Regions from separate parts of the Homo sapiens genome. Here regions 1 and 2 are each linked to region 3. Evidence: read pairs that join two places in POLR2A ChIA-PET (ENCODE). Cell type or tissue: GM12878. All regions are shown on one strand.

What was found. ChIA-PET counts read pairs that join two places held together with the same protein. Peaks named below come from ENCODE experiments on the same cell type or tissue, not always from the same donor. Only the 100,000 strongest peaks of a DNase experiment are listed, where the experiment ranks them.
Region 1: POLR2A ChIA-PET joins it to region 3 with 7 read pairs; 2 of 35 experiments call an interaction of 5 or more read pairs at or near these places.
Region 2: POLR2A ChIA-PET joins it to region 3 with 6 read pairs; 1 of 35 experiments calls an interaction of 5 or more read pairs at or near these places.

What each region holds. Positions count from the first base shown.
Region 1 is chr16:67,800,564-67,803,063 of GRCh38, forward strand. The region is part of intron 2 of RANBP10 (RAN binding protein 10); the gene reads right to left. Among named protein-coding and RNA genes, the nearest start is that of RANBP10, 4.7 kb to the right of the region's middle. RefSeq lists an enhancer at 1,586-1,665. In GM12878, no CTCF peak of the experiment used is centred here; a DNase peak (open chromatin) is centred at 1,498; H3K4me3 peaks cover 928 bases; H3K27ac peaks cover 2,077 bases.
Region 2 is chr16:67,785,095-67,787,594 of GRCh38, forward strand. All of the region lies in intron 2 of RANBP10 (RAN binding protein 10), which reads right to left. Among named protein-coding and RNA genes, the nearest start is that of RANBP10, 20 kb to the right of the region's middle. In GM12878, no CTCF peak of the experiment used is centred here; a DNase peak (open chromatin) is centred at 1,527; H3K27ac peaks cover 967 bases.
Region 3 is chr16:67,433,813-67,436,312 of GRCh38, forward strand. HSD11B2 (hydroxysteroid 11-beta dehydrogenase 2) reads left to right here. Exons shown (of 5, transcript NM_000196.4): 2 at 1,816-2,028; 3 at 2,145-2,330; 4 at 2,437-2,500. Among named protein-coding and RNA genes, the nearest start is that of HSD11B2, 3.9 kb to the left of the region's middle. RefSeq lists an enhancer at 1,674-2,175. In GM12878, no CTCF peak of the experiment used is centred here; a DNase peak (open chromatin) is centred at 1,519.

The DNA of each region.
Region 1 (2,500 bases), 370 kb after region 3:
CCTTCGCTTCCTAGAAAGACAGACCTGGATGCCCCTTATCTCCTGGCACCACTGGCAGTGCTCTGATGTCTCCTCACCCCACCAGACCCGCTCCCCGAGTTCACAGCTCTGGTGACTCGGCAAAATGCAGTTGAAGCCCATCAGTCTGTGCCAAGCTCTTAGCTCAAACACAGCCCCTCCTACTCCACAGAGCTCTCTTATACTTGAGGAGTGCCCAGAAAGCCTAGCACCCAGAAGTCAAGCTAGTTACCCATCAGACTCATAGGTCTAACAGGTCTCGCCTACTGGGGAACTCCTACTCATTCCTCCCAACTGTTCCCAGGCTCTGCCTCCTCTTGCAGAAAGACTTTCAGTCCACTCTCTACTGAATGGGCCACAGGCTTCCTGAGGACAAAGCTGATCTGTGCTGGCTTTACATCTGTTCTCCCTATACCTAGTATAGGGCCTGGAACATAGTAGGTATATATAAATATTCTGTGAAATCTTGACATGAAACTTTCCTTATTAGACTAGCTTAGTGTGTTCTTCTCCAAAAGATATTGTCAAAACAAAGGACGTTCTGGAGAACAATGACACTAACAACTGGGTTTATAAATACCTTTTACAAAGGAGGTGTACTCAAATCTACAGAAAAGCAAGTTTACAGATTAAATGGAACAGTAAGTTGATCAAGCCCGGCCCAGAGCATGCCACAATTCTCTGGCCCTACACAGCACCATGCACCTTTCAGCTCTGTCCCCTAACATTGCAATCTGGTAGGAATCCAACAGAACATTCCTTCACTCTACCCAGGGAAGAAATGCAACAGCTACAATGGGGAAAGGCAGCAGCAGCATGGACATGTGTGTCTAGGATCAGGCGAGGACATCTGATAAGTCAGGCTACTCCACTGCACACCCTAAGCCCTGCAGCCAGGGTAGGCCACCAAACATCCCAGGGACTCAGGGCTCACTCACAAAATGGGAAGGTAGATGATCACCTGCTCTAGCCACTTGCCAGAGATGCTGTGAGGATCAAACTAGGTAACACAGGAAAGCTAGACAACCAGTTAATGCTTGGGTCATGGACTAAACCAGGATAAAAAACACACCTCCAAAATCCATGGGAGGCTGACAATGGTGGCTCCTGCCTGCAATCCCAGCACTTTGGATCACTTTGAGGCAGGAGGATCACTTGAGGCTAGGAGTTGGAGACCAGCCTAGACAACACAGCAAGATCCCATCTCTATAAAATAGTTAAAAAAAAAATCAGCTGGGCATGGTGGCTCATGACTATAATCCCAGCACTTTGGAAGGCTGAGGTGGAAGAAATACTTGAGCCCAGGAATTCAAGACCAGCCTAGGAAACATTGTGAGACCCCATCTCTACAAAAAATAAGAAAATGAGCCAAGCATGATGGCACACACCTATAGTCCCAGCTACTCAGGAAGCTGAGGTGGGAGGATTGACTGAGCCCAGGAAGTTGAGGTGGCGGTGAGCTGTGATCATGCCATTGCACTCCAGCCTGAGCAACAGAGCGAGACCCTGCCTCAAAAAAAAAAAAAAAAATCTACAAAAAAAGGGAAATGAGCCAGTTGATGTCTGCCTGCCCTGTGTAACTGCCTTTGGCCTCCTCAAAACCCACCTGGCCCATACTAACATGTGGCTGCATCCCAGCCATGGGAAGGCTTTCAGGGATTCCATAAAGAGACCATGAGGAGCTATTCATACTCTTGCCATCTGACAGTGGTCAACTGAAGCAGGATACCACAGGTATACATGACCTGAGACCTTTCTAAAACTGATGTTTCCTTGCTGGGCACCATGGCTCATGCCTGTAATCTTAGCACTTTGGGAGACTGACGCAGGTGAATCACCTGAGGTCAGGAGTTCGAAACCAGCCTGGCCAACATGGCGAAACCCCATCTCTACTAAAAATACAAAAATTAGCCAGGCGTGGTGGCGTATGCCTGTAATCCCAGCTACTCGGGAGGCTGAGGCAGGAGAATCACTTGAACCCAGAAAGTAGAGGTTGCAATGAGCCGAGATTGAGTCAATGCACTCCAGCCTGGATGATAAAGGAGACTGTGTGGCAAATAAATAAATTAATTAATTAACATCTGATGTTTCCAGATCAGCTCAACAGCCATGTTTACCACATGTAAAATGCTGGGAATAGATGCCCACCTTTCTTTAGACTTCCAGTCAACACCTATAGTTCACCAATCTAACATGACACAGCAAGATCGACTAAAACTGAAATGTTAAAACCAGTTGAAAGAATCCAGATCTCCAACATAGCCAGACCTCATCTCTCAAAAAATACAAAAAGAAAAAAAGAATCCAGGTCTCTAAGTGTAAACACTTCCCTTCTGAAGTTGGTCTCTGCTCTCTACCTAGATAACTAACTCAGCTGTTATCTATGATAAAGACTAGGAGAAAACAATCCATTTTCCTCCCTACAAATTTAAGAAGTGCACTTCAGTTTCTGTGGCAGTATGAGACTCCAGCACCACCATTT
Region 2 (2,500 bases), 350 kb after region 3:
CTAGCTACTCGGGAGGCTGAGGCAGGAGAATCACTGGAACCCTGGAAGAGGAGGTTGCAGTGAGCCGAGATCGTGCCACTGCATTCCATCCTGGGTGACAGATCGAGAGTCGGTCTCAAAAATAAATAAATAAATAAAAAAGAAAGAAAGAAAGAAGGGAGGGAGGGAAGGAAGGGAAAAACTAAAATAAAAAGGAAAGAGCCAAAACCATAAAATTCTTAGAAGAAAGCGTAAGGGTAAATCTTCATGACCTTTGATTTCACAATGGATTTAGAGATGATACAAAAAGGATGAACAAAAAGAAAAATACATGAATTGGACTTAATTAATATTAAAACTTCTGTGCATCAAAAGACATCATCGGGGCTCATGCCTATAATCCCAGCACTTTGAGAGGCTGAGGCAGGCGGACCACTTGAGGTCAGGTGTTCGAGACCAGCCTGGTCGACATGGCAAAACCCCGTCTCCACTAAAAATACAAAAATTAGCCAGGTATGGTGGTCCATGCCTGTAATTCCAGCTACTCAGGAGGCTGAGGCAGGAGAATCACTTGAACCCGGGAGGCAAAGGTTGCAGTGAGCTGAGATCACACCACTGCACTCCTGCCTAGGAAACAGAGTGAGTGAGACTCCATCTCAAAAAAAAAAAAAAAGCCAGGCACAGTGGCTCACGCCTATAATCCCAACACTTTGGGAAGCCAAGGTGGTGGATCACAAGGTCAGGAGATCGAGACCATCCTGGCTAAAACGGTGAAACCCCGTCTCTACTAAAAATACAAAAAATTAGCCGAGCATGGTGGCAGGCGCCTGTAGTCCCAGCTACTCGGGAGGCTGAGGCAGGAGAATGGCGTTAACTTGGGAGGCGGAGCTTGCAGTGAGCGGAGATCAGAGCGAGACTCCATCTCAAAAAAAATAATAATAATTAAAAAAAAAAAAAGACATCATCAAGAGGCCAGGCATGGTAGCTCACATCTGTAATACCAGTGCTTTGGGAGGCTGTGGAGGCAGGAGGACTGCTTGAGCCCAGGAGTTCAAGACCAGCCTAGGCAACATGGCAAGACCCCATCTCTACAAAAAATTTAAAATTTAGCCAGTCATGGTGGCATGCACCTGTAGTCCCAGCTACTTGGGATGCTGAGGTGGAAGGATCACTTGAGCCCAGGAGGTTAAGTCTGCAGTGAGCCAAGATTGCACCACTGCACTCCAGCCTGTGCGACAGAGCAAAAATCCATCTGAAAAAAATAAAAATAAAAATAAAAAATAAGAGAGTGAAAAGACAATCAATGGAATAGGAAAAAGTATTTGCAAATCATAGATCTGATAAGGGTTTAATATCAAAAATAAAGAATTCCTATAACTCAACAACAGAAAGACAAACAACCCAAACAGGCAAAGGACTTGAACAGACATTTCTCCAAAGAATCTATACAGATAGCCACATACAATAAGCACATAACAAGATCCTCAACATCACTAGTCATTAGGAAATGCAAATCAAAACCACAATGAGTTACCACTTCATACCTAGAATAGCTATAATTTAAAAGTTCCAGGTCAAGTGCAGTGGCTCACGCCTGAAATTTCAGCACTTTGGGAGGCCGAGGCGGGCAGATCAGTTAAGGTCAGGAGTTCGAGGACAGCCTGGCCAACTTGGTGAAACCTGTCTCTACTAAAAATACAAAAATCAGCCAGGCGTAGTGGTACACACCTGTTATTCCAGCTACTCAGGAGGCTGAGACATGAGAATCACTTGAACCAGGGAGGTGGTGGTTGAAGTGAGCCCAGATCAAGCCATTGCACTCCAGCCTGGGGGATAGAGCTAGACTCCATCTCAAAAACAACAACGAAAAAATAGAATAAATAGGCCAGGCATGGTGGCTCACACCTGTAATTCCAGCACTTTGGGAGGCCAAGGCAGGCAGATTACTTGAGGTCAGGAGTTTGAGACCAACCTGGCCAACATGGTGAAACCCTGTCTCTACTAAAAATACAAAAATTAGCCAGGCGTGGTGGCACATGCCTGTGATCTCAGCTACTCAGGAGGCTGAGGTGGGAGAATCACTTGAACCCGGGAGGCAAAAGTTCCAATGAGCTGAGATAGCGCCAGTGCACTCTAGCCTGGGTGACAGAGTGAGACTCTATCTCAATCAATCAATCAATCAATCAATCAAAGTTCCAGCTACTTGAGAGGCTGAAGCAAGAGGATTGCTTGAGCTCAGGAGTTCAAGACCAGACTAGGCAAGACAGCAAGGCTTTAAAAAATAAAAAAATGAAGAAAGAAATAAAATAAATGTTGGCAAGGATGTAAAGAAATTGGAGCCTTCACACACTGCTGGTGGGGATGTAAAATGGTGCAGCCACTATGGAAAAGTTCGGTAGTTACCCAAAAAAGTTAAATAAAAATTATCATATGACCCAGCAATACCATTCTTAGGTGAACACCCAAAAGAACTGAAAATAGGAACTCAAACACTATGTACACCAATGTTTGCTGCAGCATT
Region 3 (2,500 bases):
TTTCAGTAGAGGGAGTGGAGCTGAGATGGGGAGACCGTACTGAGCGGTCCAGGAGTAGGGAAACAGAGCTGCTTTGCAGCTTCTGTTCCAGAAGATGGGGGTTGGGGGGCGGGGTTGAGGGCCAGGGGTGGGAGCAGGAGCAGAACAGAAAGCCTCCCTGCTCACTGGCCTTTCCCCTTCCCTCACTGGCTGCCCATGGAGCCAGGATCAGCATGGGAACAATCAAGGAGGCAGGGGCTTATCAGTACTATGGACCCCTACACTGGCTCTGCCTGGTGGTTCTTCTCTTCGCATACCAAAGACAGAAATTAAGCCTCCAAGAGTGGTAACTGACCTCGGTCACACTTGGTGGGTGTGGGAAAGGATTCAAATGTAGGTCTGTTCTCTTCTTCATCTATCATGGTCCCTGTCCTGGAGGCAAGTCGTCTGGGGCTCAGAAAACACCCCTGTTGCCACTGATTGGAATTCCAAGGGTCTGGGTGAAGTGGGGATGGGCCTCCAGCTTGCCTCCAGCCTGAAAAAATAGTAGAGGGTGTTGAGGCTGGGAAGGGAGGTGGGGCTCATGTTGTACAGGGCCTGAGCCAGGGAGCTTGGGCTTCATTCTGAGTACTGTGGCAGCCCTGGGAAGGTTTGTAGCACAGAGGGATATTGTCATTTTTGGAAAGATCCCTTTGGCTGCTTAGGTAGAGAAGGGCTTCAAGAGGGCAGGAAGGGACAGGACTACAGAAGGGGCTGCTTCAGAGTCCAGATTAAGGAAGGAGAGGCCTGGGCAGTCAGAAAGGAAGAGAAGCCGGATGTGGTGGCTTGTATCTTCAATCCCAGCACTTTGAGAGGCCAAGGTGGGAGGATCACTTGAGCCCAGGAGTTCAAAACCAGCTTGGGCAACATAGTGAGACTCCCATCTCTCCAAAAAAATTTAAAAACCAGCCAGGTAGACTGGGCGCAGTGGCTCACGCCTGTAATCCCAGAACTTTGGGAGGCCGAGGCAGGCAGATCACGAGGTCAAGAGTTAGAGACCAGCCTGACCAACATGGTGAAACCCCGTCTCTACTAAAAATACAAAACTTAGCCAGGCCTGTGGTGATGCGCACCTGTAGTCTCAGCTACTCAGGAGGCTGAGGCAGGAGAATCGCTTGAACCCGGGAGGCAGAGGTTGCACTGAGCTGAGATCACGCCACTGCACTCCAGCCTGGGCAACAGAGTGAGACTCCGTCTCAAACAAAAAAAAAAAAAAAGAAAAAACCAGCCAGGCGTGGTGACACAGGCCTGTAGTCCCAGCTACTCAGGAGACCGAGGAGGAAGGAATGCTTGGGCCCAGGAGGGGAGGTTGCAGTGAGCCAAGATCATGCCACTGCACTCCAGCCTGGGCAACAGAGCGAGACCCTGTCTCAAAAAAAAAAAAAAAAAAAAGAGAAAGGGAGGCTCCTACTAATACTGTGCCTGTGCCTGTGAGCTGTGGCCTGAAATCAAGAAAGCAGAACCACACTGGGGCCTGGGACTGTCCCAGACCTGACCTGTGTGAATTTGGGAAGCAACTTAGCATTACTAGGCCTTAGTTTCCTCTTCTGTAAGCCACATTAGTGGGGTAGCCACGGGGAGTCAGGCAGATGACAGCTGTCACAGAGTTACTGCCCAGGGCTCAGCTAGAGGGACACAGCCTGCCAGGGATGGGCCTAGGGAAGGAGTTAGGGTTGTTGACTGCTGGTGGCTTGGTTTGCAGGGGCCTGGATCCCATCCAGACCCTGGTGATTCTGGGGTTGTCTCAGGCTAGGCTGGGCCACAGTGGAAGTTCACTGACTGCCCTGGCCTGGCCAGGCTGTGACTCTGGTTTTGGCAAGGAGACGGCCAAGAAACTGGACTCCATGGGCTTCACGGTGCTGGCCACCGTATTGGAGTTGAACAGCCCCGGTGCCATCGAGCTGCGTACCTGCTGCTCCCCTCGCCTAAGGCTGCTGCAGATGGACCTGACCAAACCAGGAGACATTAGCCGCGTGCTAGAGTTCACCAAGGCCCACACCACCAGCACCGGTCAGTGGCAAGTGTCCACCAGGCAAGGGCGTGGCAGGGGAGTGGGAAGGACACGGGGACTGGAAGTTTGCTGCTGGGCTGACCTAAGGCTTCCCTCCTCTGCTCTGTGACCCCAGGCCTGTGGGGCCTCGTCAACAACGCAGGCCACAATGAAGTAGTTGCTGATGCGGAGCTGTCTCCAGTGGCCACTTTCCGTAGCTGCATGGAGGTGAATTTCTTTGGCGCGCTCGAGCTGACCAAGGGCCTCCTGCCCCTGCTGCGCAGCTCAAGGGGCCGCATCGTGACTGTGGGGAGCCCAGCGGGTGAGTGCCCCCCCCCACTGGAGCAAAAAGGAGCCCCCTGGGGTGGGGGAGGGCTTAGGGAGCCCCTTGCCAAAGCTGAGCTGCCCCACTCCCAATCCATCCGCAGGGGACATGCCATATCCGTGCTTGGGGGCCTATGGAACCTCCAAAGCGGCCGTGGCGCTACTCAT